2 separate regions of the Mus musculus genome follow, and region 1 is linked to region 2. A link is a loop called in an ENCODE intact Hi-C map of the cell type or tissue named here. Cell type or tissue: left cerebral cortex. All regions are shown on one strand. Each heading gives the region's core, and the rest is flanking DNA. Links, peaks and the distances in the headings are about the cores only.

Evidence for each region. Hi-C counts contacts between places; a loop is a spot of excess contacts. Peaks named below come from ENCODE experiments on the same cell type or tissue, not always from the same donor. Only the 100,000 strongest peaks of a DNase experiment are listed, where the experiment ranks them.
Region 1: it touches region 2 in a loop (2.8-fold over the local background); 3 of 42 quality-filtered maps call a loop at or near these places.

Annotation. Positions count from the first base shown.
Region 1 is chr15:10,975,242-10,987,321 of GRCm38, forward strand. C1qtnf3 (C1q and tumor necrosis factor related protein 3) reads left to right here. Exons shown (of 6, transcript NM_030888.4): 5 at 350-449; 6 at 3,275-4,921. The coding sequence ends at 3,434. It overlaps Amacr (alpha-methylacyl-CoA racemase), which reads left to right and starts at 6,515. Exons shown (of 5, transcript NM_008537.4): 1 at 6,515-6,812; 2 at 8,109-8,252; 3 at 9,445-9,605. The coding sequence starts at 6,569. Gm34315 (a long non-coding RNA gene) reads right to left here and starts at 6,392. Exons shown (of 3, transcript XR_383838.4): 1 at 6,311-6,392. Gm52174 (a long non-coding RNA gene) reads right to left here and starts at 3,278. Exons shown (of 2, transcript XR_003951471.1): 1 at 2,447-3,278; 2 at 1-1,171. In left cerebral cortex, for the core only: a CTCF peak has its summit at 6,272; DNase peaks (open chromatin) are centred at 6,287, 6,512 and 6,750; H3K4me3 peaks cover 1,717 bases; H3K27ac peaks cover 1,659 bases.
Region 2 is chr15:10,494,266-10,506,345 of GRCm38, forward strand. It overlaps Ttc23l (tetratricopeptide repeat domain 23-like), which reads right to left. Exons shown (of 13, transcript NM_001378877.1): 12 at 7,826-7,926; 13 at 5,837-5,914. The coding sequence ends at 7,851. It also overlaps a transcript of Rad1 not described here. Among named protein-coding and RNA genes, the nearest start is that of Rad1, 14 kb to the left of the region's middle. In left cerebral cortex, for the core only: a CTCF peak has its summit at 6,769 (motif pointing right); a DNase peak (open chromatin) is centred at 6,770.

The sequences.
Region 1 (12,080 bases), core at 1,606-9,605, 480 kb after region 2:
TTATTTACACATTACTCATTTACAGCAGTCATGTGAAACATTTCCTGAACCCTTTCTGTGCTCCAGTATTTTATCATCTTGGCTAACATTTGTGGGATGTGGTTGTCCATTTTAATGCCATGTTTGACTCATTACATTAATGGTTTTTAAAAATCTCACTAAGTATAACCAGGAAATACATTAGGAAAGTTAAAAATACAGCACTTTTAAGGTAAACAGATGAGAGGATAGTCATAGCAACAGGCCATGAAGAAACTACACAATAACAGGAAAGTAACAAAGCCAGGTATGAGATCACAAGACTCATTGCCTATGTATAAGTGAATGCGTAAATCCCTGCTCTCTCCAGGTGTGTATTTCTTCACCTTCAGCATGATGAAGCATGAGGACGTAGAGGAAGTGTATGTGTACCTTATGCACAACGGCAACACAGTCTTCAGCATGTACAGGTAAGTGATGGCTTCTATTACAGGTCTCGTGGATGCTGCTGTAACTTGATCGGGGCAAGTCTACAGCCAGGGAAGAGTTTAGGAATCAACAGGCTGATGTAGCAGTTTTGTTCGTCATGAGAACTCCTGTATTGGGTCAGATTATCACTTTGTTTGCCACCTGAGTTAACCAACCCAAGAGCAGCAAGAAACTAGTGCAGTCCATGTATAGGAGGACATTCATGACTTTTCTCATCTATGTGATCGAGTACTTGGGAAGAAGTGACTTAAGGGAGGGTCTATTTTGTCTACTAGATTGGGAGGATTCAGTCTGGCACAGCAAAGAAGGTATGAAGGAGTTCCTTGAAGGAGCTGCATGTGGTAGTGTTCCTCACGTCATCTCAGTGGGCCAGGGCCAGGGCCAGGGCCAGGGCCAGGCAAGCAGGGAGGATCTAGGGGTGATGTGCACTCAAGAGAGCACTATTGTAACCTACTTACTCCAGCTAGGCTCTTCCTTTTAGGGATTCCACAACACCCCCAAAACATTCCATCAGCTGGGAACCAAGTGTTCAAACACACGAGCTTGTTAGGGACATTTTCTATCAAAACCATAACAAGGAGAGAATGGATTCTGGTGACCATCAAGCCCTCTCCAGGCCCTTGATTTTCAAATAGCCATCCAGTTCTTCCTTCTTCCTATCCCGGGGCACACTTCTCTGTCTTGGTCTCCGTGGGAGATGGTCCTAAACCAGTTCAAAGTTAGAAGTCAGAGATGAATAGTCCTTTTCATACAGAAACCCCTCAGCTGGGTTTCTCTCTGGCTTCTGATTCTATCCTTTGTGGATAGTTTTCCTTTATTTTTCTCCATGGTCACATCCAAAGTGGCTTGGTAAGTTTTAGGTTTTTTTTTTTTTTTTTTTTTTTTTTTTTCTTCTTCAGGTTCCACCTCCTGCTGGTGTAGCTCTGAGAACTAAGGCAAAAGTCCCAAGTCTTTCTTACAAGACCGGGTCTCTGGCAGTAGTTTCCTTAGACACAGACACATAAGACTTTTGCTGCTTGCTCCCAGTCAGTAACATATGTTAGTGAATCATATCTAGTACACTTTTGGACAATTTTTAGCCTATTACTCTTGTGACCCATTGTTTGCCCTTTTCTAAATATAGTTACTATTTATTACCAAAGACATTTTAAATTAGTAATTTGGTTAGAAAGGCAATATTCTCTATTTATGAGATACATAGAGTATGACTCTGAATGAAAGTTTCTACCAGCAAAATATTGGTGCGGTAAATCTCTCAATCCCAAATATGCCTTGGCAATGAAAACACGACTCAATTAATATGAATACATGCTGTGTGCCTAGATTGGGCAGATCTACCGCTACGCTACCATCTTCCACATTATGAGACCCCTTACAACTTGTGGTTTCTCCAGGCCATGTGGTTCTGCTCTGCTTTTCTTCTTCTTCTGTATCCTCTCCCTCCTCCATTTTCTCCTTCTTCTCTCTCCACTTTCTGCTCCACCTTCCCTTTTATCTGCCCAGTCATCAGCTCTCCTTTATTTTACAAATTAAGGTGGGTAGCAGGTTTACAGGAAATCATCAGAGTACTGACTCATTCATTGTTCAAAGCCACTCACAGGAGAATGGAATTAACATCAAATGTAATTAGCCCCAGGGCTATCCACAACAAAACAACAGCTCTATCCCTGCTCTTCTGGGTATAAAAGTGCTTGGTTTTATTGTTCAGCCTTGTTAGGGCCCTGTTTGTTTAGAGTCTTACTCTCAAGCATGTTGTTATTCTCTAAAATCATCTGTGAAAAGCTGCAAGGAGTATTTGCCTCTTTTGAATCCTTTGTCTTAGGTGGTATGTGTATACCAGGTGGTCTGTGTTACTATGCTCTTTCTCAATGTCTTCTAAGCGTGACATGATGTCTTAGTTACTGTTCTATTTCTGTGAAGAGACACCATGACCAGGACAACTTATACAACAAAGCATTTAGTTGGAGGCCTTCCATACCATTTCAAAGGCTAAGTCCATGAAGATCATGGTGGGGAGCGTGGCAGCAGGCAGACAAGCATGGCACTGAAGGAGTGGTTGAGAGCCAACATCATCCTGTCCACAAGTTTGCAGGAGGAGAGAGAATGAGACTGATATGGGCTTTAGAAACCTCAAAGCCATCCCTCCATTACACATCTCCAACAAGGCCGTATCTCTGAAGCAGTCAATCAACTGGGAGTAGGCATTCAAATATATGAACCTGTGGAGGCCATTCTCATCCAAGCTACCACACACCAGTCTTTCTCTTCCTAGCTCACAATGTTTAATTCCACATTGCCTCCAGTCTGGCTGTTAGCAAGTGTAATATATTTTCACTTTAGCTGTTGACAGTCTCTTTGTTGAATATCAGATTCCAGACTAACAAGAAGGAAATAAATCATTATAATGAAGACTCTATGTAAAGGGTCAAGGATAATATAGTAGAGCTTTCCTTCTTCCTCATCTAACAGTCCAGAGAGGCTTGGTAAGATAATCCTGTATATATGTTCCTAGTCTGAGCAGGGGTAAGAGAGCTCTCTGCTACATCTTTAAGAACCCAGATGTTTAGGAATGGCTTTCAAGGCCATCATAGTAATTGCTGTTGATCATCTAGAGGCAAGGGAAAGGAAAGAAGGAGGTAGGTTTTAATAGACAGTTCTAGAAGTGTTTCATGCTATTTCCACTTTCATGTCATTTAAGTAACACATAGCCTCAACTAAAGCATAGGTGAAGATATGGACAGAATATACTGAAGACCCGGGTTTACACTGCAAAGATTAACTAGTGTGTTCCTCTTTTTCTTCCCAGCTATGAAACAAAGGGAAAATCAGATACATCCAGCAACCATGCAGTGCTGAAGTTGGCCAAAGGAGATGAAGTCTGGCTAAGAATGGGCAACGGTGCCCTCCACGGGGACCACCAGCGCTTCTCCACCTTCGCAGGCTTTCTGCTCTTTGAAACTAAGTGACAAGGAAGACAGGATATCTCCACTTTGGGGGCAATTTATAGCTGAGCTAGGGTTGTTAGGATATGAAGGATGTTGAAGTCGGGGGTTCTTTATGGAGCATTTAAGTGTTGCATTGGTCACACTGCTACTCATTCTAATGGCATACCAATAATGTTGGATGCTTCAGGGGCTCACTGCTACTCATTCTAATGGCATACCAATAATGTTGGATGCTTCAGGGGCTCACTGCTACTCATTCTAATGGCATACCAATAATGTTGGATGCTTCAGGGGCTAAGAATAGACCACAAGGTAATCTTTCCAGATGACCTTGGGAAATACTCAGCATTTTCATCACTCTTCTCTACATGTCTAAAGGGATTGCCACCTGATACAGGCTGGAAAAAAAGCACTCACCTCAAAGGATGCATTTGCATAGAGTTTTGGTGCTCTGTTTAAATGTAATATTGGCTTTCGAGTCAACCAAGTTTTCAGCTCATTGTTCATAATATTTCAGAGACTAGCCTGATTATGATGGGGCAAAAATAAGCCCACTTACTAGACTCTACATAGGAAAAACACTTCTGAAGTCTAAACTGGGAAATAGCATTTGGTTTAGTGGGTTTTATTCTTATACTCATTAATAAAATACATTTAGTCATTTCAGGTAACCTTCAGATAGGGCAATTATTTACAATGCTCACAAATAATTGGCTCCTCTTTTAAAACAAACAAACAACCCCATGTAGATAATATTGAGTTCTACTGGCTTAGACTTGCAGATATAAACTTTTCTCCCATCTGGCTTGCCACATCTTCTCTTTGCCATTGCATTCCTGGGGCTGTGGTAGAGCTCTCTTGACTCTGTACAACAAGCTGAGGTAAGATGAGGCTGATATAGTACAGAAGTTATCACATTTTTTTTAATTTGGGAATTATACCCAAATTTTTATATACACCGTGTTATATTGAATGGTCTGTAAACTTAATTAAATACAGGCAGACAAATGGATGCAAAGTAAAGTGTATTCCATTTATGAGATCCATAACAACATGTCTTAAATGTTTTCAATAAAAATGATATTATTTTCTCTATTATCATACTTGACTAATGTTCACAAATCAACTTTAATATGCCACAGTGTTATAGAAGGTGCTAGATGGTTTTTGCCTAGCTTTCCCCATCCCAGAATCTATAAAGAAAAAGGATTAAATTTGCCACCAAAACACCATTATGCTACCTGCTATAAGTTGACACAGATAGTAACATAATTTGGGGGCTGGAGAAGCGGTTCTGCGGTTAAGAACACTGGCTGTTTCCCAGAGGACTGACTTTTGCTGCCCAGCGTTCACGTGTCACCTTACAGCCATCTTGCCCTCAGATACAACACCCTCTTCTGGCCTCTGCAGGCACCAGGCATGCCTACACTGCACAGACACACATGCAGGCAAAAAACTCGTACCAATTACAAAATAAAATTTAAAAATTTAAAGCTTCTTACTTATTTAATCTTTTTGCTTTAGGAGGTTTTTTGTTTGCGTCTATATATTTTGTTATTGTTGTTGTCATTGTTGTTGTTGCTATTGATTTGGAACAGGGTCTCATGTAGCCCAGGCTAGCTTTGAAATTGCTGTATAGCCAAGGATGACCTGGGATTCCTGATGGCTCTTCTTCCACCCTCCAAGGGCTGGGATAACAGTTGTGTGCCACATGCCAAAAATTCCAGGCTTTATTACAAATAATGCACCATGAATATCCCTCATTTTAAAAATATCTGGACACAATTGCCTATGCATAATTCATATGATTGTTCCCCTGATTAGCTTTTAGAAGAGAATTTTGGCCAGAGAAAAGATCTGCAGTGTTGAGATCTCCTATCACACAGTCTGCTTTGCGGGGGGCTTCTGGATAACTCACTACTCTGGGAGGATTTGTAAAACATTATGCTGGCTAAGACTTGTGATTCATGTGTACATGATCCTGTATGTAAGCTTAAGTCATTCAAGCCACATCTGTACCACTGTTTTTTTGTTTTTGTTTGTTTTTTTTTTTTCAGAAAAATAGAAAGGCAGCAACCCTGATAAAATGTTAATGTCTCCATGTGGAAGTCAGCCATACCTTTCCATGAGATTTTTCCATTCCAGTTTATCAAAATGCAAAGGAAATAATAGGACAGAACAAGGCTGGAGCAAGGGTAGGCACTTGAGACAGCATCAGACAAGCAGAGAGCATTAGGGACCATGTGGAAGTTGTCTGCCTTTACCACGAGGCTGCTCATTCTGAGAGAGCACAGACCCCTTTCCCTGAAATATCTTAAAACTCAGTAGCTGGTTAAAAGTGTTTTGGCTACAACTATGTAGCATTTCGCCTTTGCTTTTATTATCTTCCTCACTTGTTAAGAATGGGTATGGGAGATTTCTAGCATTCAAGTCTGGCTCTATTCAGTTTCCTAGAGCTGCATCTGGCTACCTGCAAGCTCCCCCCATTACTAAGGGAAAAAGGACCTGTAAATGAGGATGGAATATTTGTGATTATTTTGTTGCATTTTAAAGGCTGAAAAAAGTTTCTAACTCAAAATTGTAACTGTCCGTAAAACTGACAGCTGACAAACCAAACTGACTTCTAAAACTCTCCCATTTAACCTGAGATGAATAATTCTGATATCCCAGACTCTTCTAAATGCTGGGATTATCCGCGTGCACAACACCGGCGTTTTAAGCGGTGCTGGACTCCGCGCACGGATTTAGCAACTGGTCTACACCCCTGGCCCTATGGGCATCTAGGAGAGGTTTCAAACAGTTGCAGGATGACAACTAGTTTTCAGGGCGGCGAGGGAGACACCCAGTGGTTGCCTTCTTACATTGATCTAAGGAGTTGAGTGCCTTTAATCACTTACTGGGGGGTGAGGGTAGCGATTCAGGTGGCTCGATGAAAGTGTCCGAAGAGGACTCGCACAACATGGGGTCAAGGACACAACTCATGACCTAAACCAAAGTTGAGCAGCTAAACCAACTGATCCAATGCTAGGGTGGGCAGGAAGTGCGCAAGCGCGCAGCCTTCCCGGACGGGGCGGGGCGAGGCGGGGTGCAGGGGGCGGGGCAGATAAACTGTGGCTCGGGCGCCGAGCCGCTCCGCTCTCACCCTAAGGCTGGCCATGGTGCTGCGTGGCGTCAGGGTTGTGGAGCTGGCAGGCCTGGCCCCGGGGCCGTTCTGCGGAATGGTCCTGGCGGACTTCGGCGCCGAGGTGGTGCGCGTGAACCGGCTGGGCTCCACGGGCGAGAATTTTCTGGCCCGAGGCAAGCGCTCGCTAGCGCTGGACCTGAAGCGCTCTCAGGGAGTCACGGTGTTGCGGCGCATGTGCGCACGCGCGGACGTGTTGCTGGAGCCCTTCCGCTGCGGTGAGCCCTGCGGTGCTGCGAGATGACATTCCCTCCTGCCCGATTTCTCCCAGCTTCTCTGACTCCTTCTTAAGACTTTTAATTTGCTTGATTCCCCCCCCCCCAGATTTGCCTTTATTATTTGGAGGTATTGAACCGTACGAGAATCTAGTGCAAGAGATAGACTGAAAAGCTTCACATAGGAATAGAGTCATTGACCCTTTGATATGTGATATACCCATGCTCTAAAGCCATTCACAGACCATGGTTAACCTTTCTCTAATTGCTGGTATTTCCAAGTTCCAGCTTCAAGATCACCTCATTTACTTTGGGCCATATGAAAACATTGTTTTAGTGCTCTGTAGACAAACGACCAATTTGTTAACAGTATCAGTTTTGAGCACTTGCATGCTTGGTGGCATGCACCTCCATCCGACTGTACATTGGTATTTGCAACTGTCACAAACCCTGAACCAAATCTGAAGGCATTCCTTCTGTATTAGCTCAGAGAATCCATTCCAACCAGCCCCTTACTAATATTGCCTGGTAGATACCAGGACGACAGTAAATTTGACAATAAGTGGGACGGGAGTGGGTGTCTAGGCATATTTATATTTAACTCTTTTAGTTCTCACAAGCATATCTGAGGACAGTACTGTAACATTTAAGATTATGTCACAATGTAAAAATGCTCCAATTGAAGATGAGGGTGGGTCAGTGTGATTAGTTTCTTCAGTTGACTCTTAATTCTGACAACTTTCACCAAAATCACAACAAACACTGTTAGTATCACTTGCAAGAGTGTGTTTTTGGTTTGCCCCGTAAAAGGAATTATTCCCATCTTTGATTCGTGCTCTCTTTAAAAACAAAACTGATAGGTTAGGGTTATTTTTCTGCGTGTGAAACGAGCCAGTTCAAGCCAGATTAGATTATATTAAAGGCAGGTTTATTGGGAAGCTCCTCTCTAGCAGTTCACTGGCCCTAAGGACCAGGGAAGTGTCCATGGGGAAAGGAAGGATAGGGAAGGAGAGAGAAAGAAAGGTCATAGGGGGGGGGGGAGGAAGAGGAAGAGGAGGAATGGGGAGCTTAAAATGTCTGGATTGTATAGAGAAGAGCCTCTTGGGGAAGAGCAGCCCAGGTCTGGGATGGAAAGTTCAGGGTTGGGGGCTGGAGCATATGCCAGGAAGGAACTGAGGGGTGCTGCGAGGAGGACCTGGAGCCAGGTCTATTTTGATATGTGATATATGCACCTCAGTCCTTGTCCCAGGAGCAAACAAAAACAACAACCACAAAACAATTGATTGCTTTCCTCTAAAGGTGTCATGGAGAAACTCCAGCTTGGGCCAGAGACTCTACTGCAGGACAATCCAAAGCTCATCTATGCCAGGCTGAGCGGATTTGGCCAATCGGGAATTTTCTCCAAAGTAGCTGGCCATGACATCAACTATTTGGCTTTATCAGGTAGGTTTGAAAGGCTTTTCTAAAATAATTTGAACTGGCTCCAAAATCAGGAAGTACAGTTACATTGCTTAACAAGGGTTTTTTAAACATTTAATTATTTTTCATTATGTGTGTATGTGGTTATATGCATGTGAGTATGTATGCTGGTGAGAGGGTCCTGGATCACCTGGAGCAGGACCATGGTAGGTTGCAAACCCTTCTAGGTGGGTGCTGGGAATCGAACTTGGGTCCTCTGGAAGAACAGTACATATTCTCAACCACTGAGCTCTCTTTCTAGCCCCAGCCTTGATTAACACGAATTTAAAAATGTGAAGATGTTAATGCATCTGGCAGAGAGAACGTGGTTGTTAAAACGGGTTGATTTGCTAGAACTGCTGTCCTTAAGCTCTGTCCCCACCCTAACCCATTTGAGGGCTAATAATCAGTAGTAGCACTGGTTTCCTACAATTGGGAAGTCAGTTTTAAGGAAGCCCCGACTAGGAGTGAGAGGCAAGGTAATATGATGGCTGGTCACTCTACTTAGTGGGAAAGTTGATTCAGTTTGATTCTGACATTCCTTCACCACGAATCACTTGGAGCCATCATTCCAGACATCTGTGAACCCGGCTCAAAGCCCATGGTTTTCAGGTCTCGCTATCACTTCGTTAGAATCTGCATCCGTGAGGACGGGTTTTCAAATAGCCTGGCTCTATTATGTATAAGAACTGCATGTTACTGATGAAAGCAAATCTACTCTCTGTAAGAAGATATTGAAAGGTTGAATATAAACCTTCCTGACTGTCCAAAGTATAAAATGGGCTTTCCACATATTTTCAAAACTTAATTCCTGTTCCTTTTTGGGTATGATTATATTCTTATATCTCTTTTTAATAAAATTCAAAATGAATTATACTGTTTTAGAGCCAGGAAAAAATGGGTAGTAATATGTCTTCTTTAAAACTTAGTTAGTGAAGACTTTAATAAAATATTGAAAATGTCGGTTGGGATGGTTTTTTAAAATCTTTTTGTTTGTTTGTTTGCTTGCTTGCTTTTATGTAAGAGGACGCTTTGTAAGTGGACTCAGTGGATTCATAGTTTGAAGAGCATTGTGCACCGTTTTCACTTAGGGCAGTGACTATAAAAATCGGCTGTCCTGCTAAGGTATTCTTGTGTTCACTTAAAAGGGGCGTTCAATTTGTTGTCCATGGTGCAGGCGTTCTGTCAAAGATTGGCAGAAGCGGTGAGAACCCCTACCCACCGCTGAATCTCCTGGCTGACTTTGGCGGTGGAGGCCTCATGTGCACACTGGGCATTGTGCTGGCTCTCTTTGAACGCACACGCTCTGGCCGAGGGCAGGTCATCGATTCAAGCATGGTGAGTATCAGTTGGGGGCAGAGCGGGATGCTAGGTTTGCCATTTGTGCCTCAGTATCACGTGTGACTGCCTCAAATCTTTCTGAGTGAGAGAGACTGGGTCTTTCTGGGTAGGTCTGGCTGTCCTGGACCTCAGGAAGCCCCCCCTCCCTCTGCTTCCTGAATGTAGGGATTAAAGATAAATGCCAACATGTCTGGCAAGAGGTCCTTTGCTTTAAAATAGCCTCACCCTTTTGTATGCATCAGAATGCCATATTGAAGCCACCTATGGGGTGCTTTAAACCTTATTTATTTAGTGTGAGTGTGTAAGAATGTATCTGGAGGTCAGAGGACAAGGTTGGAGAGTCAGTATCCTCCTTTACCTATGGCTTCTGGGGAACTCAGGTTGTCAATCATGGCTGCAGGCATCTCCAGTAAGCCATCTCTAGCAGCATGCTCTAAACTTGTAACAACTCGCCTGATTCCTGTGTTGTATTTCAATGTTTTTCTCCAAGTTATCTTTTATGATTAAACTAGAGCTACCAAGTAACGATCCTTCAAAACTGAGTTTCAGCAGTGGTTTGCAGCCAGTGGAGCAGGTTCTTAGAGATGCTAAGGAAGGCGGGCCTTCCTGTCCCGACCTCTTGCTGCCTTTCTTAGGAGATGCTTCAGTTTCACGTTTCTCTGTGTGAACACTCATTTCCTCCAGCTGAGTCCTTTCTCTGTGTGATCTCTATCTTCAGCCTGGGTGAATATATAGTTTCCTCAGCTTCTGGCACGGGTATGATTCAAGGTTCCCATTGGATGCATGAAACTGAAGATAACTCTAAACTTAATGTTATTTCATTTTACCCAGACATACCTACATACACAGTGTATAAATTAGACACAGTAAGAGATTAACAATACTAAAAACAGAACAGTATAAAATATGTACTAATAAAGTTTACTTACAGAGTTCCCTAGTTAATATTTTCAGATGGCTGTTAATCTAAACTGTAGCTATTGGAAGTGAGGGGGCGCGTAAAAGGAGAGAGCTGTACTTTGTTCTGAAGCAGGGACACTTCCCTGAGGTCTCACAGATCCTGGTAAGGGTAAAGTCCAGAGCTCGCTCATGCAGTCATGCTGAGAGATCTTTGGAAGGCAAACAGAAAATGGATTTGAGGGAGGCGAGAGACTAGAACCAGAGAGACCAGTTAACTGGGGGTTTACTGAGCAAATGAGGGAGGGCGCGTGCTGAAGCAGTTAATGTCAGAGTCAGACTGGATTAAAGAATGCTGGGTGCAAAATTGCTGCAGAGGGTTGCAGTGGGGAAAGAAGAAAGAAGTGAGGACAGAGGCAGATTTCTAGCTTGTAAGCTAAGGGGTGGTATCACCAGCTCCCAGGGGCAGGCTGATGAGGGAAGAGACCGCCAGCTGTGTGCAATTGACAGCTCCCTTCTTTCCTCCTCCCTCTGCACTTTACCAGCTCTGTCATCTCCGGGGTTACTCTACAACCTCGTCAGATTTGTAAAATGAATACTAGGCCAATGTGTCAGAATGGTTAGGGAATGTAATTAGTCTGTCACTGTGTAGTGAGTGTGCTCTGACTTCACTCTGTGAGGGTCTGTGATTGTGGGGTTTCTTTTCCCAGAGTAAAAGGAAGGTAGTTTTGTTCACCTCAAGTTTGAAGTAGCTTTTCCGTACCCTGAGGGAATAAGTAAGTAGGAGCCAGGGGACAGCTCTTGCAGTCATTTGGGAATAAGCTGGGAGCCAGGGGAGCATCTGTGGTTCCCTGAAGAGGTGACAGAATGCTAATGTGTAGCACTGAGTAGGAAAAGAGCAGCATGGGGGAAGATCAGTAAGCCTGGAACAAGAAGGGAGGGTCACCATGGAAACCAAGGTAACAAAGTTTCAAGAGACACTTTTTTTTTTTTTTTCTAGACTATGTTTCTCTGTGTAGCCCTGGCTGTCCTGAAACTCACTCTGCAGACCAGGCTGGCCTCGAACTCAGAAATCCACCTGCCTCTGCCTCCCAAGTGCTGGGATTAAAGGCATGTGCCACCACTGCCCCGGCTCAAGAGACACTTCTAATGGCCAGAGGGTCAGAGGCCTGTGGGTACCTCAGGATTGAGAATGTAAATTGTTGTGGGTCACAGGGTCACTGTGCAAAGCCCTTCTCAAACTGGATTTGCTCACCTTGATCCTTGGTTGGCTGTTTGCTTCTCACAGATGATGCTAAGCCCTGTGCTGTGTCTGTTTCTTGTGATCCTATTGTGGAGCACAACGCACCCCGCCCCTTTGGTCCCTCTCTGTAGTGTGCTTTGGGAGGTGTGGTGTGGGGTTTGCCATTTCACTCTGGATCCTGGCCATGACTGCACCACCTCAGCGTGAGAACGCAGCAGCAGCAGCAGCAAGTTCACACTGTGCCACTAAGTGCAGGGCCCCATGGCTCCCATGTGCCTACCTTCCTGTGAGCCACACAGCCTAAAGGAGTTGGGCTCTTCCCATCAGCTATT
Region 2 (12,080 bases), core at 2,755-10,754:
AGACAAGGTTTCTCTGTATAATAGCCTTGGCTGTCCTGGACTCAATTTGTAGACCAGGCTGGCATCAAACTCAAAGATCCTCTGCCTCTGTGTACTAGGATTAAAGACATGCACCACTATGCCCAGCCTAACATATCTTGAGAGTCTATACAAAGTTGGATGGAGCCATATCCGATATGTTCTTTTCTTTATATAATAGTATACATTCCAGGTACTAGATCTTTTGTTTTGTTTTGTTTTGTTTTGTTTGAGACAGGGTTTCTCTGTGTAGCTCTGGCTGTCCTGGAACTCACACTGTAGACCAGACTGGCCTCAAACTCAGAAATCCGCCTGCCTCTGCCTCCCGAGTGCTGGAATTAAAGATGTGCACAACCACTGTCTAGTCAGATACTAGATCTTAAAGCTGAGTGGCTCACTATCACACCAGTGTCAGAACTGTCTTGAGACTTGCTAGTGGGGAGAGCAATGTTTATTTTCTCAAGCTTCCTCCAGAAAATTCTGATGTTTGCCAAAGTGTGAAAAAAACAGCTGAACCACAGTTTGAGAGACTATTCTTGCTTTTGTTTTATTACATTCACCTCTCTCTCTCTCTCTCTCTCTCTCCTCTCCTCTCCTCTCTCTCCTCTCTCTCTCTCCTCTCTCCTCTCCTCTCCCTCTCTCTCTCTCTCTCTCTCTCTCTCTCTCTCTCTCGACAGGGTTTCCTGGCTGGACAGGTGACTTCACAAATGATTTGAGTTGAAGCATTCTATGGTTAATTTTATTATTGTTGACTTGGTTTTAAGAGTTTGTTTTGTTTGTTTTGAGACAGGGACTCTCTACATAGCCTTAGCTGTCCTAGAATTTACTGTGTAGACCAGGCTGGTCTCGAACTCACAGAGATCCACCTGCCTCTGACTCCTGAGTACTGGGATAAGAGGTGTACTGCCCTGGCCTTTGTTCCTTTTTGCTGTCTAACTGGCCTTCGAGGAGCCATCTTAGATCTAATGCCCTGGACCATCAGGACTCTTGGAGGACTCGCAGGAGCCTGTGCTGTCTTGCTCTCCATTGCACTTTTTCCTTCACAAGGTTGGCGTCCATATCCCCCACACAAAACAAGCCATGTTTGTATTTCCCTGGGTAGTTTTTACTAAAATAGCTTTTGTGGCAATAGATTTTTTTTTGTCATTAACAAAACATAATACTAAAATCATATGATAAGCCTTCTCAGTAGAAAAAATATGTCTAAAGTGAAATTTCTCTTTTCTATGCTAGACACTAACAGTCACTGATGGTTTGGGGCATGATACTTGGGGAAATAATGTTACTCTATTGCAAGATGTGTTTAACATTCCTAAAATTATCTCTTCCGGTCATTATGACTCCTGTCCCCAAATAAAAGTACCCAAGGCTACTGATGGTTGAAAACAGCCAGTGGAAGAATACAGGTTGAGTTTTATAAGTTTTTAGTTTTGTGTTTTTGAAGTTTATATCATTTTCTTTTTGGAAAATTTTGCTTGCCAGAAATAGGTAAACAAACAGCCTTTTTTTTTCTCTTTTTTTAAACCTTGTTTATTCCCCCATTTTATGTTTCTACCTAGAATTTATTTAACTACTCAAAATAGACTAAATAATTTCTTAAATTATACTTTTTTAAATCACAGAATTTCGGATGTAAAGTATTCCTGTAAAACATGGTTGCAGCTACCTGAAGGGGTAGGCTATGATCCTCTCAGCGGTTTGGAGTGGACTCTTTCAGAACGCGATGGAGAGCAGGAGGTGGCTCAGTGGGTAAACGTGGTCCCTGTGCAAGCTTGACGAGCTGCCTTCCGTCCTAGGACTCGGAGAGAAAGCTGGATGCAGTGCTGTGGAGCTGTTAGCCCAGCACCCCGGGGCCAGATGGGAGGTGACCAGAATCAGCACAAAGTTTGTGGTCCTGCTAGTCTGGAGTACACAGCACAACAAACGAAAGAACTGCCTCAAAAAGGGGCAGAGGGATAGCCCAAACCCTTGAAAAGTCTGCAGGCCTTCACACATGTACCGGCATTCAGTTTACTGCAGGTTTTTAAATGCACAGACCCCGCCCCTTCCTACCTTCACATTTCCTGTTCCTCGTCACCTGAAATATAAATCAGGGGACTGAGCACATGTTGAGCAACTGCTGAGCCACTGAGCCTGATCCTCACCTTCCAGTGTTGCTTTTAATCATGTCAGGGTATATGCACTTCAATATGCTCATTGATACCACAACAGACCTCCGTCTCAGGGAATAGATGCCGCAGACCCTCTGGGCCCCTTTGTCTGCGTGGAACGGGTCTCTAGTCTCAGGTGGGCAAAGCGTCGAATAAATTGACAGACAGATGCACACAGGAGAGGTTGTGTAGTATCTGAATGTAATGTCAACTCGAGTATCAGACTTTTTATACAGAAGACAATAAGGAAGTTGGGTGACATACAAAGAAGTTTGGGTACAAAGAGGTTTCTGGATTCTTACATAAAACAGAGGAATGCAAACACAGAAGGTCTAACAGGAACCACCTGGGATAGAATTCATTGTTAACAACTGGGATCAACAAGGGCTCCACCTAAGATTCACTAATCTTAGAAGTCAGGCTCAAGGGCTTCATGCCCTTGCCATAGTTCCTATTTTAGTCTATTGTATAGTCCACCTTCCCCTTAGGTCTTTAGTGATGGTAAATTCCTGTGTAAGGGAGTGACTAGCTTTTATTCAAAGTGGTAGTGTAGTATCAGAGACTATTCTGAATGTCAGTGAATAGCAACATTTTTACTGAATTTCAAGCCCATGATCTTTCTCAAGGATGTTCTAGGACTGTTGGAACACTGGCGGAAGGCTTTAACTATGTCAGAATTCAATCTTAAAAGGCACTTATAGGATAATACTAAAAGAGAGCACGTGGATCCATACACTAGACTAATGCAGGAATGGAAAATTAATGTATGGGTTAGAGAGAACACCAGACTCCAGGAGCGAGTTTCTATGAAACTCTTTTGCCTCATGAGTAGCTTTTAAGCCTCAGCCTGTCAAGCTGACTCAACCGGAGAGCGTGGCAAATAGACAGTGCTGCAGTTAGGAACGCTAGGAGTACTTGAATGTGCAAATCTGTTATGGATAGGAGTTTTGATTACCTTTGCAATATGTTTTTCTTGTGAAATTAAATAGCTTATGGATTCGTATACGATAGCTATAGATACCCTTGGTAAAGCTAAAGAAATTCAGGATTGTAAACTGACTAAATTAACTCAGAGAAGTGCCTTACCCTTTCATGAAAAAGATGAGTCCTATCTATTAGGGTTGTGGCCTGTCCCTCTAGGGATGATATAGAAGTTTGGTTCCTAAATAGTCTTCCTTCCTACTGTTACTGTCTGAAAGGTTTTGCTTGCTGTTATTATCCGAGAGGTTTGGTTGCTGTTACTAACTAGGTTGGAACAGTATTGTCTGGTCTCTGAACAGGTGGAACTTTGATACGAAGGAGTGAATTGATGACTCACATCTTAAGTACAACGAGCTGATGGACAGGTTGCAGAAACTTTGCTAAAACTGCTTAAACGTCTCCATATGACATGGTCTGATTTGGGCTTGGATTTCTTCTAACTCGATATGGAGATCATAAGAAAATAACTTAACCTCATACACCCCAAAATGCCAGTGTCTACTAACTAATTCAAAAGAGTAGTGTAGTTCAGGCCCATTAGCAACTGTATGCATATGTCTACAGCCATACTACCCCAAACATATAGAGTTTAGTCTGGTCTTGGAAGGTAGGCAGAGTTGGCCCTGGTTAGCACTTGGATGTAGAAAACATCAAGAGTTTGATTGTGGAATCCACTTGCTGGCTCCCAACTGATTGAATTTAGAAAGCAGCTTGGTACTTACCTAGTTTTCCAAAGATAGTGCAATTTCAAAATTAGGTTACGTTATACTCAGCATTTCTACTGTTTCTTTGAGTTCACAAAGCAATAAGATTTTAAGTTGGTGAAACTACTCTTACCTCTAAACACACAGTTACCACAGTGGTTTGTGTCTCTATCTTTCCCAAATCCATAAACTGTCGCGCCCGCTCTCGACCAGCAAGAACGACGCGACCACCAGTCCTTCTAACAGCAGTTTATTCAGTCCTGATTCTTCTTGTTTATATCTCCCCCGAACCCTGGGCCTCTCACTCCTTTTATACTCTCTCTCATCCACGCACCGCAGGCCACGCCCCCTCGCCAGTCACGAGGCTTCAGCTAATCAGTGCAGCAGGGGCAAATCTCCACCAAATTGGATTCACCTGTATCCTGGTACACCTGCGCAGCACTCAAGATGTTTGTGTCTTATATGAGGAAGTCAGGTGCAAGTCATATGACTTAGCTGCAGTCCCTGGCGCCTTTGGGACTGCCGCCACACCCGCTCCCCACAATAAACCACTATATGGAAGTGGAGACAACTCTTCCGATGCTACTTGAGGCAATCAGAACTTCTGGATGAGAGCAGAAGTTCCATCTCCAGGCGGGACTGAAGCTAACAATGACAAGCCGAGTAACCAGCAAACAATCAATGATAAAAAAGCAGAGTCAGGACTGCACCTGGGGACTTTGATTCTGACTGCCAGACTAAGGCATTCTGGGGAAAAGATGGCAGCAGCCCAGAGAAAACCAACCAGTCTGTGGGCTAGCCTTGATATGAAATGGTATATGTGTGCTCTGGCCACAGCCAAACACTGCTCATCACTTCCTATCACTTGGAATTGTATGATTACTGGATTTTACAGGCTGAACAAGTTAGTTCTTGAATAAAGAACGGAAATGTTCTGTGAGTACTAATTGAAAGGGTACTTGGTAGCGAGACACTAAGTTTCCCAAAGACAAAGTCTTTGAATTCCATTAAGTCAATTCAGGTAGCAAGCTGAAGGGGGGCTTTTTTTTTTAAAGTTGTCTAAACTAATATGAAATTTCTCTCTTGCCTTTTTTGCATACATGAAAAATAACATAATTTTGTTGCAGCAGCAATACTCCAGGCTAAGCTGGCCCATCAGCTTTTACTCCCAGGAGATTCTCCTGTCTCTGCCTCTCATGTCTCCTAGGAGTGCTGGGATTACGGATACATGCCACCACATGCAGCCCTCTATCTTACATGGCTTCAGTGCTCGAATATAGGTATTCATGCTTATACCCCTTGATATGCTATCTTTCCAGCCCTCCCCTTTCTAAAGTTTTTAAAATCCTTAGATTGGTGGAGGCAGTGTGAAAGGAAGCCCCATCTATAATCCAGGAATAACTACCAGACTAACCTTAAACAAATGCCTTAATCTCTTTTCTACTATCCACAGGTCACTTATAAAATAAGGTCCTTTCTGATTCTAGCATACAATCAGATCAAGGCAGATGTCGCAGGAGACTCAAGCGTTACTCACAAAGCAGTTTCGGTGGCTGTAAACAGGCTGTGACTGAAACCACTTCCAGTCTATTAGCGTGTTCCTTGATAAACTGCTCAGTGAGGTACTGAGACTCTGGTGCAGTTCTCCAGCCCTCTCAGCACGTGGTTGTGTTCAACCCACAGTAGCTAAAAGAAGAAAGTCAAGACTTCACTGAGTTACAATTAGAAAAGAGCAATGGGAGGTGATAGAGACCCAGAGACATGGAGTACTGCCTAAAGGATTTCTTTACCAGGTTATCTTGTTAGAAACCAAGATCCTGGTTTCTAATAGCTCTTACATAGCCTACCCACAAGGCTGTGAAATGGAAGTCTTTCCTCAAGAGTCATTAGAATCCTTAGTTTAAAACAAAACAAAACAAAACTCGCTTCCACTTTGGCGCTGTTGTTGCATTCATGCTGATAAACATATGGTGTGCTCTCGAATTCTGGTTAGCAACAAGGTTGTCTTTATTGTTGTCTATCTTATGTAGAGTTTCCAGTCCCTGATAACACTCTCAAGATCTAGAAAGGAAGAAGAGGGATTTTCAGTTGTGTTGGTTCTACTCTCCAATGGCAGATGCCCCTGCCCCAACACCAACCACATCACTCACTGCCTTATCAGTGCTGAAATGCTGTGCTCATTCTGAGGCTAGGACAGCATCGCATGACCTGACATTACCCTATCTAACCATGTTGAATGAGTGTTTAAACAAATTCAAAATAGGACTAGAGTCTTGGATTTGGCCCAAAAGACCAAAGCTCTTCTTCCCTCGACTTAAATGACAAACTCTGGGTATCGTAACTACCTGGGTTGCATTTAACCTGCCGCTGAGGAAAACCTATCTAATTTATCCAATGTACTTCAGGATTTTCAAGTAATTTCCGATGGGCACAGAGATTCAAACGCCACGCTGTAAGAGGACCCACCTTGCCTGTTTCTTCCTATTAAGGCTTCTATGCTCCCATTCCTTATACTGGGAGAGCTGAACTGCTATTAGGATTGTAGGCCAAAATACTCATCCCCAAAGTTTCTATGAAGAGTGCTTTTCAGACACCGTGCCTTCAGTCTAAAACAGGGTGATTTCATAACCCTTGGAGGGATGGAGTAACTATATTCCACAGAAATCTGATACACAATTTACAAGGAACTTGGGGGTTTAAATACACAATTTCACTTAAGATTGTTTCGTGTTCTGACTGCTACCGGGCTACATAAGATACAGGAAGTTACCTATGGCTTTAGTTACCTTGTCAGTAACAAGAGATAACGTTAGCAGAGGAAACAGGCACAGATACAGTTCTGCTCAAGGGTCCCACTAAATCAGAGGTGGGCAAAAATCTGAGCTCCGTGACTGCTAGGAGAGTGAGTCAGCCAGCTGCCACACGGTGGCAGGATTCCCCTGTCCAAAACCCTATGTTGTCAGACACACAGATTTGCTAAGTATAGTCAGTCTCTTCTTTGTGTTTGAGTGTTCATTTCTAACTGTGTTTCCTTTTCTGTTTTCAGGGGTTCTAGATCCTGTTTGAAACATTAACCAACAAAATGTTTTCCCCATGAGATTAGTGTTAGCTTTCCCAAGAAGCCAGCCCCTGCCTCCATTTGCTTCGAGTATCGATGCTCTAACAAAAGATCATGAAATCACAATAATAAAAATGGCTGACAACCTAGTACATGGTTACTGTGGGTGAATGCTTTGTAAGCGCTCCATTTGTTTCTCACAGTGATCCTGACACAAGGATGGTACTCATCTTTATTTTATAGACAAGGGAAATGGGGTTAGATAGATCTAGAAAGTATTAGTGGTCCAGGGATCCCTGTTCCCAGAGCTACACTGAAACTATAACCCACTGTGTTGCCAACAGTGACCTCAACGCTTAAGTGTTCTACCTGTCACACCTCCCAAGTAGCTGAGACCATAGGCAGATGCCTCCATGGTTAGCATTTGAGCTGCTACTCTTAACTACGGTGAATCGTAAGGAACTATTAGGTCACAGGGACATGTTCAAGTCAACTTTCTATGATCAGGTAAATGGTTGATTGGTGACATAATTGTTATCCTAAGACTGCATCATGCCTTAAAGAAGAACCCAAATTCTTTACCAAACTATAGAAGGACTCTTGAACCCTCAGATCGAGCATGTCCTACACCCTTTGATTTGAACAACTGACTATTGCAAAAAGAATTTAGGTTCATAGAAACACAATAGCATTAAAAAATATTAATTTGCTCTACAGATGTAAGGAGCAGATGTAGTGAATTCCCAGTCCAGTTACAGCACCCACATCACCTTGTTGGCTGCTGCTTGTTTTTTTTCCTAAGCTGATTTCGACCACAGCTCTTTCCCACTCCAGGGAGGCTGTGTGCACCTCTCGGCAGTCACCATTCCCTATCGGAAATAGGAGCAAGAGCTGTGCAATTGCCAAGTACTTACCTTTCGTCCTGGGCATCGCCCTCCTTCACTCCATTCTGTCTCTGCATGCACTTTTCTTCTTTCCTGGAGCAGCTACTTTTTTCCATCTGGATAAACTTGCCCTTTGGAAAACAGCTCAATGGTTACCCCATGGAGGCTTTTCCGGGTCCTATAGCTACTCTCTCATTTCTATTCTCATCACACAGTGGGCTCTAACCTGGAATGCACACTCTGTATTTTACTGTTTCTTTGAGCTCCTCCTTGCATCGTGGGCTGCCCCCTTACCATGAATGACTGGGGTTTATTTACGATGGTTACCTCTGACATCCAGTGAATGTGTTTTATTTATGTTGCTTATCTGTGACATCTATTGCTGTACCAGTTATTTAGGAGGGTCTTATCAGATGTTGAAAGCATGAGTAAGACAAGTATACTCTTGATACAGGTCTCTCCAGAGGTAACTGCCCCGGGGCCCATTTCTACCTCTCTCAGCCTCCTAGCCCAGGAGTAGCTGCTCTGTTGTGTTTCTGTGACCAAGAGGCCTTGAGGAAGGACTCAATGCAGGTAGTAGACACAAGCTATGAAACAGGATGTAAAGGTGATGGTTTCTTTGGTTCTAATTATGTCATAGATTTTTTTTTCCTTTCTGGGTGGTGAACAAGTCCACTAAAAGACATTTGCTAAAGAGTAAAATCCAACGTGAAGCGCCACAGCTTCTGCTCTAACTCTATAGACGATTATTAAGATGTGTTGTTTTGGGGTTTGTTGTATAATGTTGTTTTGTTTCATTTTTTTTTCTTACAAGTTTTCTTTTTATAATAAAGGTTTTTGTTTGTTTGTGTGTTTGTTTGTTTGTTTGTTTGTTTGTTTTAAGATGCTTGGACCCTAACAGGTCAATGAATTTTGCGGTTTCTGGTTTGTTCTCTTTTTGTAAATATTATTTTCCCCCTGTGTTGGAATATGCAGCTTTAAAATCCATCCATCAAAAAAGCTCTGTCAATATAACTTCTCAGCTTGCAATTATCCCAGAGAGTTTGGCTGTGATGAAAATAAAGCAGATGCTCTCTGCTTTCCTACTTCCGACTAATAAGTCTGGCTTCATAGGTACAGCCAGTATCTATCAGTCTCCCATGGCCTAGCACACGCTGGTGTGAAGTACGTAAATACTCTCACTCTGCACTGTAGAGTACAGATACTGTTTGATTCCTCATTAAAGAAAGCTGAAATGTGGGGTAACTTGTACATGGAAAGTGTTGGAACAAGATTTAAACAACTTCACAACACTATGTTTAGTATGTGCTCTACATTATTGTAATTAGGATTCTCCTGTAACGGGGATGGGGCACTTTGCAAGGTAATGGTGACTTTCTGATTATGTAGCACATCTAGGCAGGTGTTGGCCCAAACATTAATCTCAAGAGGTTGTTCTACTAATGGAGTTCATGCTAATGTTAGCAAATGGCGATGTCCTATTTGTCAGTAAAATGGCTTCTTCATCGCCATTCTCTCCACATCTGGAATCTTTGTCAGTCTTTGTCATCATCTCCAATCATACACTCTCCAGGCCAGATGGCTTTCCAAGCCAGCTTACTCACATTAACTCATTGACTTACAACAACCCTATGAGCTGAGCATTCTATGTTTATCCCTAGTTCATGGAGGAGTTGTCCAAGACCATATGCTAACACATAAAAGAGCCAGGTTATACCACAGCCACTGGCTGAATCCCACTGCTACACTAAATTAGCTCTTAATACTGACACTTAAACGACATACTTTAAATTTATTTTCCATCATCACAAATAAGATGCATGTTATAAATTTTAAAATAAAATAACAGAGATATATAGCACAAAATCTCCACACACAAATGACCCAGAGATAATACTATTATCTTTAGTAATCACATATTTTTAAAAACCAATAGGGGTTTTTTTTCTTTCTCCTTCCAATATATCTGAGGTATTCTCTGTGACTCTCCAAAGCTACAACTCATGGTTTTGAATGACCATGTTGTAACATACAGCACTCTTTCTTCTGGTTGGCATTTGAGTTCGTCTACCATATTTTTTCTTATTAGAAACAAATTGTTAAGGAAGGTAAAGACAGACATGCACATAATTTGTGTACAGATCTCAAAGGATGGATTCTGAACCATTTTTCAGAGTCATGGGACACATACATTTAAATGTTTTACTAACCATTTTCCCTTCAAAATACCAACAAAAGGTAGTATAACAACCAATCATATCAACAAAATACGAAGAGGGCGGACTCTGCAACCTTTTTCACAAAAATGGACTTATAGTTACAGTCTTCATTATCACAAATTCTCGGCTAACACTTGGATTTGTTAATGCTGCATGAGACTGGAAATTGTCGGCTCACTGGTTGTTTACAGTTCCTTAATGTTTCATTGCAATAGGGTAATTACTGTTTTCTGGAAAGTTTCTCCTCCGCTGGCTTCTTTTCTGTTTTTTTCTAAGGTCTCTTTGAGTCTCCATCTAATAATACAATGATAATGGTTGTTGTTGTTGCTAATATTACTGTTGCTACTACTACTATTAACTACTACTACTAACTACTACTATTACTACTACTACTAACTACTACTACTATTAACAACTACTACTGTATTAACTACTACTATTACTATTACTACTACTACCTACTACAATTAACTACTGCCACTACTACTACTACTGCTGCTACTAACTACTGCTGGTACAACTAACCACCATTACCACCACCACCCCTACTACAATTCATGAAAGCTGTGTTTCTGACATATATTAAATGCTTAGATAGAGCATTCTTATTATTGTTTAGAGATAGAGTAAGCTGGGAATTCTCACTACATTTGTACCCCAGTACTCAGCTACTAAATCAGGCTATAATCTCTCCCAAATAAGCATGAATTATCTCCAAAACTCTTTCCAAGTCTCATTGTTTCATATACACACATTCTGTAGATTGTTTTATCCTTCTCATGGGCTTCGGAAGGAATATTTCTCCTGAGTCCTTGCTCCAAACAGCCAACAGCTTACTAGATATTGCCAAATGGGTGTACAGGGAGTACCTCAAACACAGCACAGGCAACGTGGAAATCATTATCTCCCTAAGTCTTATGTATCTCTCCTCCAGGATGGTCTCCTCTGCCAGCACTGCCCATTACATATTTATCTCGTTTTCAGGCCGGGGACTTCAAAGCCAACTTGAGTCTTGCCACTGACATACTTCACATCTAATTGGTTTCAACTCAGATGGCAGAATGTTTCTCAATATATCGTCAATACATTCCTTTCTTATAGCTTAGGTACTTAGGGGTCTCAGCATCCTTCTCTTAGGCTATTGGATCTGCCTGCCAGTGTGCTCCTTACTTCTCCCTACTTGTCTTTCACATCCATTGCTATTGAAGTTCATGTCTGAAAGCTGATAACTGTTATCATATCCTGTTCGAAGTTCTTCCATAGCTGCCTTCTGTATAAGTCTGAACACGTAGTATAGTTTATGAAAACCCCATGGTATGGCCCAAATATTTCACCTCAAGTTTATCCACAGCTTGCTATTATCTATGAACCTTAAAGTGTAACAACTCACGACAGCAGTTTCTTCACAACAGTGCTTACCGAGGAACACCCACTCTGGCTTCTTTTCTATCTGTGGTTTCAGTCATCTATCTATGTTTGAAGATACCCTACCCTTCCTGCATGCCGTTTACACTCACAGTTTTGGCTTCACAACGTATTCCCTATCGTTTTTTATTTATAATTCTATTAAAACATACTACAGAGTAGTTTCAAACTGGTTCTGTGTATATTTTCTCCAAAAGGAACGTCTCTTGGACACATTGAGTATTTCTTGTTCTTTAGGAGCTTGACCTACGAACGATTAACCTGAAGTGCATCTGTGACTCAGGTAGAAACTTAACAACTTCCAAGTTTATTTACAAATCAGAAGTTCTCTCTGTCTTTTCTAACCACTGAGATCTTAAGCGGTGCCCTTGCAACTGTTGTTTTGCTCTGGAATTAACTCCTGCCCCAAGCAGCCCGTTCTGCTCTGACTTCTTTGCAGAGCCTCCATAGGACACGACTTCAGGCTGCTGGCTATGGCAGTCCAGTGTGGATTTCACTGAGTTCCCGGAAGGAGGTGTCACAAAGCACACGAGAGCACACTGGGACACGAGCGGGGTCCCAGGACATCTGGGACTGATTGTTCCAGTGCGATGCTGAAGCCGAGAGAGCAACTCCTGCCCTGCTTTTGGCCATCTGGGCTT